Regions from separate parts of the Homo sapiens genome. Here region 2 is linked to region 1. Evidence: read pairs that join two places in POLR2A ChIA-PET (ENCODE). Cell type or tissue: MCF 10A. All regions are shown on one strand. Links, peaks and the distances in the headings refer to the core of each region. The heading gives the core; the rest is flanking DNA. Region 1 has its middle 10 kb from the start of TCF21. Region 2 overlaps TARID (TCF21 antisense RNA inducing promoter demethylation).

Region 1 (4,403 bases), core at 190-4,189:
CTGGTCTCGAACTCCTGACCTCAGGTGATCCACCCGCTCGGCCTCCCAAAGTGCTGGGATTACAGGTTTGAGCCACTGCACCTAGTCTTTTTTTTTTTTCTTAACAATCATACTTTTCCTCCCTAAAAGAAAAACTCTCCCTTTCTGTACAGTCACAACACTTCTGACACCAAATGTGTGGAGTTTTCCCACATACAAATGGATTCTCCAATTCTCTATGGACACCAACTGGGTGTCCTACAATTCAATTCTGATGCTAACTCCTTGCTAATTTGCTATAACAGCTCACAAACACTTATTTACAGTTACTAGTTTATTATAAAGGATATCACAAAGGACACAGATGAACTAGTTTATTATTTACAGTTACTAGTTTATTACAAAGAATAGCTTATTATAAAGGATATTGCAACAGATACAGATGAATAGCCAGATGAAGAAGTATATAGAGCAAGGTTTTAAAGGGTCCTGAGCATGAGATCTTCTGTTCCCATGGAGGCAGAGTGTCCCACCCTCCCAGTAAGCGGATGTGTTCACCAACCCAAAAGCACTCTGAGCCTTGTTGTTTAGGGGTTTTGTGGAGATCCCATTACATAGTCATGATTGATTAAACAATTGGCCATAAGGGATTGAACTCAAATTTCCAGCCCCTTTTCCCTCCCTGGAGGTGAAGTGGGGCTGAAAATGCTGACCCTCTAATCACAAGGCTGGTTCCTCAGGCAACCAGTTGCTATACCTTAGCTGTCTATGGACCATGCAGTGATTCCAGCCACCAGCCATCTCATTAGCATGCAAAAAAAAAAAAAAAAAATTCTTATCACTCAGGAGATTCCAAGAGTCTTAGAAGCTCTTGTGCCAAGAACCGGGACAGAGACCAAATCTATATTTTATATTATATCACCAAATAATATTCCCCTTGAATGAAAGCAATCTAAGACATCTCTAAACCCAGGAGAATTTTTTAAAACTAACTGGGTCATATAGTTACAAGTAATAAAAATCCATACAAACTAGCTCCAATAAAAAGGGGAATTAGGTATTGTAAAGATAGTCCAGAGAATCTGGCTGACATCTCCTGGCAGAAAATAAATTGTAACAAGGAATTAGGGAATATCCCCTGGGAAACTGAAAAGTTAGGAGTGAAACTCTCTCCTCTCTGGAGCTGGAGCTCTCTGGGCCCTTGTCTCTGTTTTCTCTGCCAGTCTTCTGCATTTTGTCCTCTGCAACCTAATTTTCTGTGCTGGCTCACTTTCAACTGCTTCTGAACTATCGATTTCACATAGGTTTGGTTTATTAAGTTGCTGACTATGGCCCCAATTCTGCAAGAACTGAATTCAGTTGCAAACTCCACTATCCAAAGCTTACATCTCCATATCTTTTGAATTTGAATTTTCAAGATAGAGACCACTACTGACTTCATCTAGAGGCTGTGGTTAGATTCTCCAGGCAGTTGTATGCCTCTTATCCCATCAGCTGTAGTTGGCTGGAGATGGGTTGGCTGTTGGCTGGGGCAGCTTTTTGCAATGGAGGCTTTGAATGCAACAAGAATCCCAAATCGGTTTGCTACAAACATAATACAATGCCATAAGGCCTGGGGTGTCTACATATGGACCACCTGGGTTTATTCTGCTACTCCAATGGGGAGCAACATGTTTTTGGAAAAAGGTCATGTTCTCAGGTCTTATTGTGTCTATGATGTGGGGAAGGAGCAGAGATAACAACAAAACAAATTCATATAACCTAAATGATCTACTTTATGGACTAGAACAATCTTATTGAGGAAATCACTAGCACTTTTTAGCCAGTAAAATGTTATTGTAAGGCACATTTAAGAAATAACAGCACAGACTAAGATTTCTTAATTTTTTTCATCCATTTGCATTCATGAAGCACATTTATAGAGGCTATCATATTTCATCTTCAAAACAACCCTGACCCAGAGGTATTATTATCCTCACTTTTTTTTATAGGGCAACTGAAACTCAGAGATGGAAAATAAATTGCCAAGAGCTATATAGTGAAAAAGTGGCAGAAAGCTGAGTATAGAATTCTTTTATTTTGTTGAAACTACCTTGAATGTAGGAGGGTCCCAGAATAAAAGAAATTTTAAAAACTGTAGCCATACAAAGGAAAGAAATACTTCCAATAAAAGCATGACATTAAGCCTTTTTAAAATTAGAATTTGTATTTTATACTTACTTAAGGATCTCTTTTAGACTTATTTATAACTTTATTTTAATCCTATATTGCCATTAAGGATACATAAAAGGAAATTATAAGCAAAATAAACTAGTTAAAATATTCCAAAAATTATTTTATATTCAGAGCCTAATTCATTCTGAATCATTTAGTCAATCCCAGTCATGAAAGTCTTGTGACTTTTTATTATGTAACAGTTTTTGTCATAAAAGAAACCATCCTGAAACCCAGTGGCTTAAAAGCAATAAGCTTTAGTTGTTACTCAGGAATCTGAGTTAGTTAAGAGGCTCTGCTGATCTGAGCTGAGCTCTACTGTTCTTGCTGGGGCTTGCCCATACATTTTTGGCTGGCTGTCTATTTGGCTAGGAGCTAGCTGGTCAAGAACAGCCTCACTCACATGCCTGGTGGCTGGCCAGTTATTGGCTAGGGTATGAGGAAAACCAAACCATGCATTTTTTTTTTTTTTTTTTTTAGACAGGGTCTGCCTCTGTCACCCAGGCTGGAGTGTAGTGACACAATCTTGGCCCACTGCAACCTCCACCTCCTGTGCTCAAGCAATCCTCCCACCTCAGCCTCCCAAGTAGCTGGGACTACAGGTGCATACCACCACACCCAGCTTTTTTTCTTTTTTAGTAGAGACAGGGTTTCACCATGTTGCCCAGGCTGGTCTCGAACTCCCGACCTCAAGCAACTCACCTAGCTTGGCCTCCCAAAGTGCTGGGATTACAGGTGTGAGCCACTGGGTCCAGCTAAACCATGCATCTCTAATCATCCCATAGGCTAGTTTGTTCTTGTAGCAACTAGGGAGGGAACAGAAAGTCATAAGGCCTGTTGGACCTAGGTTTACAACAGGTATAGTGCCACTTCTGCTGTGTTCTATTGGCTAAAGCCAGTCACAAGGGCATCCCAGATTCAAGAGATAGGGAAATAAATTTTACCTCTCAATGGGAGAAACTACAAATGCACTTTGCTTAGAACATGTAGACTGTGTACGTGTGGAAATTTAGAACTATTTTTATAATTAATCTACCACACAAAAGTTTTTTTAAAAAAATTCTTTGGCCCTTCTGAATAATTTTCCACTTTGAAAGGTCAATATCTAGTGATTTACCACCCAATTTTATCTTCTGGTTTATTAAGAACATTTCTTAGAAGAGTTCTCTGTTATCTCTGTAATTTTCTTCCAAGCAACTGATACCCATTCTATAGTTTTAATATTGACTCTTTCTTGATATTTTTGGCAGGGAGCATAATGAAAATAGCAACATAAATTAGTCACACCAAGCTTTCTTTTACTTATTCTTACAAATTTGGAGGTTTCCCTAACCCTAGTTGCATTGTTTGGCCTGTGTAGTGGGCTAAATGGTGGCCTCAAAGAAATCAGATTCTAATTCCTGGAAACCGTAAATATTACCTTAATTGGAAGAAGGGTCTTTGCAGATATGATTAACGATTTTGAGATGGAGAGATTATCCTTGGTTGTTTGGGTAGGCCCTAAATGCCATCACAAGTGTCCTTATAAGAGAAAGGGAGAGGGGGATTTGATGCACAGAAGAGAAAATGGTGATGTGAAGACAGAAGTAGAGATTTAAATGATGCAGCCACAAACAAAGGAAGAGTAGCAGCCACCAGAAACCAGAAGAGGCAAGGAAGAGATTGTCCCCTAAAGCCTCCAAGGGAACATGGCTCCGCCTACACCTTGATTTCAACCCAACAAAACTGTCATTGAACTTCCAGCCTCCAGAACTAAGAGAAGAGTAAATTATTGTCAGCTGAAGGCACCAAGTTTGTGGAAATTTATTAAGGCAGCCACAGGAAACTAATACAGCCTGTGTTAGGCAATCCTTTGCATGTATCTCAGTAACCAAATATCACAGGATCATCTACTTATTGTTTACTTTTTTTCTTATGCCCCAAAAAGCACTTTGATGTTAATTTGTAAGAAAATATGGAATTATGGATATTCTTCCAATGGCAAATGCCTTTGTTACTACACATTGATTCTCTATTTCCATTACTTTCTATGCATAAAATAACATTTTTTCAATATGGAATCAGAGCATAATCTTTGTAAAGACATTCTTCAACTGCAGTTGAATCCATTATAGCTCCGACAATACAAATTGTTGAAACAAAGAGACCAATGTTAAGATGCATCCTGATTTTAGAAATGTGAAAATGGGCCAGGCGTGGTAATTCACATC
Region 2 (4,403 bases), core at 335-4,334, 310 kb before region 1:
TTCTTTTTCTTTTTCTTTTTTTTTTTTTTTTTGAGACGGAGTCTCGCTCTGTCGCCCAGGCTGGAGTGTAGTGGCGCGATCTCTGCTCACTGCAAGCTCCACCTCCCAGGTTCACGCTATTCTCCTGCCTCAGCCTCCTGAGCAGCTGGGACTACAGGCGCCCGCCACCACGCCCGGCTAATTTTTTGTATTTTTAGTAGAGACGGGGTTTCACCGTGTTAGCCAGGATGGTCTCGATCTCCTGACCTCGTGATCTACCCGCCTCGGCCTCCCAAAGTGCTGGGATTACAGGCGTGAGCCACTGTGCCTGGCCTTCAGATACTTTTCTAATCTCTTTACAAATTAATTCAATCCTCATAACCCTACAAGATATGTACATTTGTTTCACCTCTTCTTGACCCTTTTCAAATAAGAAAAATGAGGCATAAGAGTTAAATAACTAGCTCAGATCATATAACTAGGACGTGAAGTTCCTAAGATTTGAACTCGGGAACTCTGGCTCCAAATCTATACACGAAATCATTATACATGTACCACCCATATTCCAGGAGCCATGCTAAGTGGTAGGTATTCATTGTTGAATAAAATGAATTCAACACTGTTGAATTTTATTCAACAATGAATAAAACATGGTTGGCTGGGAGCAGTGGCTCAGGTCTGTAATCCCAGCATTTTAGGAGGCCAAGGTGGGCGGAACACCTGAGGTCAGGAGTTTGAGACCAGCCTGGCCAACATAGCAAAACCCTTTCTCTACAAAAACTACAAAAAATTAGCCGGCCGTGGTGGCTTCTGCCTGTAGTCCCAGCTACTTGGGAGGCTGAGGCAAGAGAATTGCTTGAACTCAGGAGGCAGAGGTTGCAGTGAGCTGAGATCACGCCACTGCACTCCAGCCTGGGTGACAGAAAGAGACTCTGTCGTAAAAAAAAAAAAAAAAAATACAAACTATGGTCAGCTTATTTCAGTTAGCATAATGTTTTTAAGCTTCATTCATGTTGTAGCACATATCAAAACTTCAGTCTTTTTTATGGATGAATAATATTGCATTGAATAGATATATCACATTTTGTTTATCTATTTATCTGTTGAACACTTGGGTTGTTTTCACCTTTTGGCTATTGTGAAAAAATGCTGCTACAAACATTGGTTTACAAATAATCTGTGTGAGTCCCTCTTTTCAAGTCATACATATATATAAATATACACACACACACACACATACCTAGGAGAAATAAAATAATGTAACAGTAAAAAGAAAAAATTATCCATACCTTTGGGGGAATCACATTTTAGTACAAGACGACAGAAGTTTAAACCAGAGATTAAAATAATATGATATTGCTATATTGGTAGTTAATGTAGGGTGCTAGGAGAACTAAAAAATGATGAGTCTGGGGCACAGAAATTCAGAAAAGACTTCACAGATGACATTTGAGCAAATTGTTAAAGGATGAGCAGGTATTCTCAAAGACGAAGGTGGCGGCTAATAGGATTGAGAGTAAAGAAAGGGCAGGAGGGTGGAGAAAATATTTCCAACCAAGGAATTCTCGTAAACAAAGGCTCAAAAATGTGCCGGAACCCAGCTGTGATGGTTAATTTTATCTGTCAAGTTTCTGGGCCACAGGTTTCCCAGATATGTGGTCAAACATTAATCTAGGTGTATTTGTGAGAGTATTTTCAGATCACGTCAGCATTTGATTGATGGATTGCCCTCTAGGGAGGGTAAAGCAGTTGCCCTCCCTAATGTGGGTGGCCATCTAATCAGCTGAAGGCCTGAACAGAACAAAAAGGCTGATCCTCTGCAGGAGGAAACTCCTTTTCCTCGATCTGGGACATTGGTCTTTTCCTGCCTTCAGACTCGAATTGGGACATTGGCTCTTAGGTCTTGAGCCTGCTGGCCTTTAGATTGGCACTTACACCATTGGCTCTCCTGGGTTTCCAGCTTGCTAACTAGAGAACTTGGGACTTCTCAATCTCCGTAATCACGCCAGTACCTTATAATAAATTCCTCTCTCTTTCTTCCTTTCTGTCTCTCAAATATGTTTGTACCCTGTTGGTTCTGTTTACCTGGAGAAACCTGACTCATACTGACAATTATAGTTTGGCGTGGCTATATGTAAAGTCTGTGAGTGGAGGCAATGGGGTATGCTTCTTCATAGTTTCTAGAATTAGAAACTTTACACTCACTTTGGACAATTCTCTCTTCTTTACCTATTATATTTGCAGATTCTGCTGACTCATCTTCAGAATGACATCGTAGTTGTTCACTTGTTATTGTAGCACCCAATGTCTTTGGCATTCGACTATACCTTAGCTTTCAGCTCTCTCTTCATGCCCATACTTGATCCCTAGCTATTACTGGCATGTTTCATCACATGCACTTCCCTCCCTTGGTTAACTGTTCACGCTGCTTCCTCTTCCAGTGTTGCCCTTTCCCCATCTGTCTGACTACACTAAACTCATGCTTAAAGGTTTATGAAACAATGCTACCTCATAAGGGTGGAGAGTTCTATTGCTCCTCTGTTCATGATTGTATTCCAATGTCTAGGATAGTGACTGCAACATGAGAGAGAAAGAGAGAGAGAGAGAGAGTGGGGAGAGGGGGTGTTGAATGGTAATAAGCTGACAGCATTCAGAACCTGGGATAAATTGTCAGAGCATTTCTGTTCCACCCATACCCCCTTCATAGTTTGGTTACATGAGCTCAAATTCATTTGGGTTTATGTCACTTGCCACTGAAAAAGCTCTGGCTAATCCACTATCTATAGAGGTTTAGCCATTAAAAGTATGGAAAGAGATGTGTTACAAAAAAATTAGTCACAAGAATGAGACTCCAGCATTCTCTATTGCCTCATGCTCTTCCAATCCTTTAGGATGTGTAAACACTAAAATTCTACTGTAATCGGAGGACCACTTTGAGCATTGGAGAATATCTTATCTCTGGGTGCATTTTTAAAAAAGGATGTTCACTAAAAGCTAAAAGAAGCACTTTATAGTCAATTTATGAACCAACTGCTCTTTTAAGATAGCAGACTGTCATTTCATTTGAAATGGAGGCTATGCATTGGCTCATGTTTGATTGTGATGTCTTACATTTATCGTAAAACAAGTCTCATCATCACATTGCTTATTTATTCCATTATGTTTGATTCCTTTGTATAGTAAGAAGAGATAATCATCTCATCACTTAGGACTTCCATAATTGTTTTGTTTTGCATAACAAACTATTTTAATATTTAAAAAGAAATATTATGGCTAAATATTCTTTTGGTTTGCATAAAAAGAAAATCAGACCCCTTTTCAGATATAATACATGTGAATAGAAGTTAGGATTATTATAGCTCTGAACTCCTGTTTTTATATCCTTATTGCTTTATGAGTGAATTGATGAAATAGCATTCTCTTCTAACCAGTGAAAATCTCTAATTCAGAATATGTTTTCAAATCTTTGTAATAAAGAGAATTTTTCTGGATGGGCATTCGTGCATAATTTCTCCTCAAATACCCAAGTTATAAAATACAACTTCAAAAAAAATGTTCTGGCAGCCCATAAATACGGGACCTATTTCAAAATTACATTTCTACTGGAGCCATTCCTCAGGTTGAAGAACAAAAAGACAGAAAGCAATAATCACACAGAAAGAATGTACTGAACATTATTGCTTGGGCTGCAATTAGACTTTGGTATGAATAATCCAAAATTCTTCCTTACATTAGTTTCATGTTGGTACTACAGGCTACAGAGTGCCCTAAAGAATGATGTCCTTCCTCATATTACAGGTAAACTATAAAACAATATGAGACCTATTGTCTAAGTTACCTCTAAGTCTGCCTTTGAAACCTAAGGTCCTTACTAAGTTCTCTCATCAGGAAGGACATCCTCCTTAAAATTACTCACCCTGTTTTCAACACAATATAAATCATGTGAAAATCTTCTGGTTCCCTTCCCCCCTAGTATTTTGTTTCTCCTTTTTAGAATGTAAAGAGTCTTCACATATTTTACACATTTTAAGTGCCAAGCATCTTTATTAATGAGGGAAGCACAAAAGTCTTCAAAGAGAGAAGTAGAGGTGGAAAGAACAAGCCACCCCTGGACCTGGATCACTACATGGGCTCAAGACATGGACCAGAACACAGGCATCCTGGCTCCCAGTTCATAGTTCTTATTGACTTCTGTGTTGCCTTCCTCTTTTTAGAGAACAGTTCCACATAAATATATAAAGCTCTCCAAAGTTTATTTCAAAGCATATCTCTTCAGGTAAGCCAATGAAAAAACCGGCTGTCATTAACAAGCCTATGAACAGAGGTAATCTGGTTCTTTGTTAATAGAAGTAGATTGGAGATTTGTAATACAGTGTTCCTAGACCCCATGCGCTGAAGTGCCACAGAAAGTCATTAAGAGAGTC

Evidence for each region. ChIA-PET counts read pairs that join two places held together with the same protein. Peaks named below come from ENCODE experiments on the same cell type or tissue, not always from the same donor. Only the 100,000 strongest peaks of a DNase experiment are listed, where the experiment ranks them.
Region 2: POLR2A ChIA-PET joins it to region 1 with 5 read pairs; 5 of 35 experiments call an interaction of 5 or more read pairs at or near these places.

What each region holds. Positions count from the first base shown.
Region 1 is chr6:133,897,227-133,901,629 of GRCh38, forward strand. No RefSeq gene overlaps it. Among named protein-coding and RNA genes, the nearest start is that of TCF21, 10 kb to the left of the region's middle. In MCF 10A, for the core only: no CTCF peak of the experiment used is centred there; a DNase peak (open chromatin) is centred at 2,545.
Region 2 is chr6:133,588,702-133,593,104 of GRCh38, forward strand. The region is part of intron 4 of TARID (TCF21 antisense RNA inducing promoter demethylation); the gene reads right to left. Among named protein-coding and RNA genes, the nearest start is that of EYA4-AS2, 130 kb to the left of the region's middle. In MCF 10A, for the core only: no CTCF peak of the experiment used is centred there; a DNase peak (open chromatin) is centred at 2,350.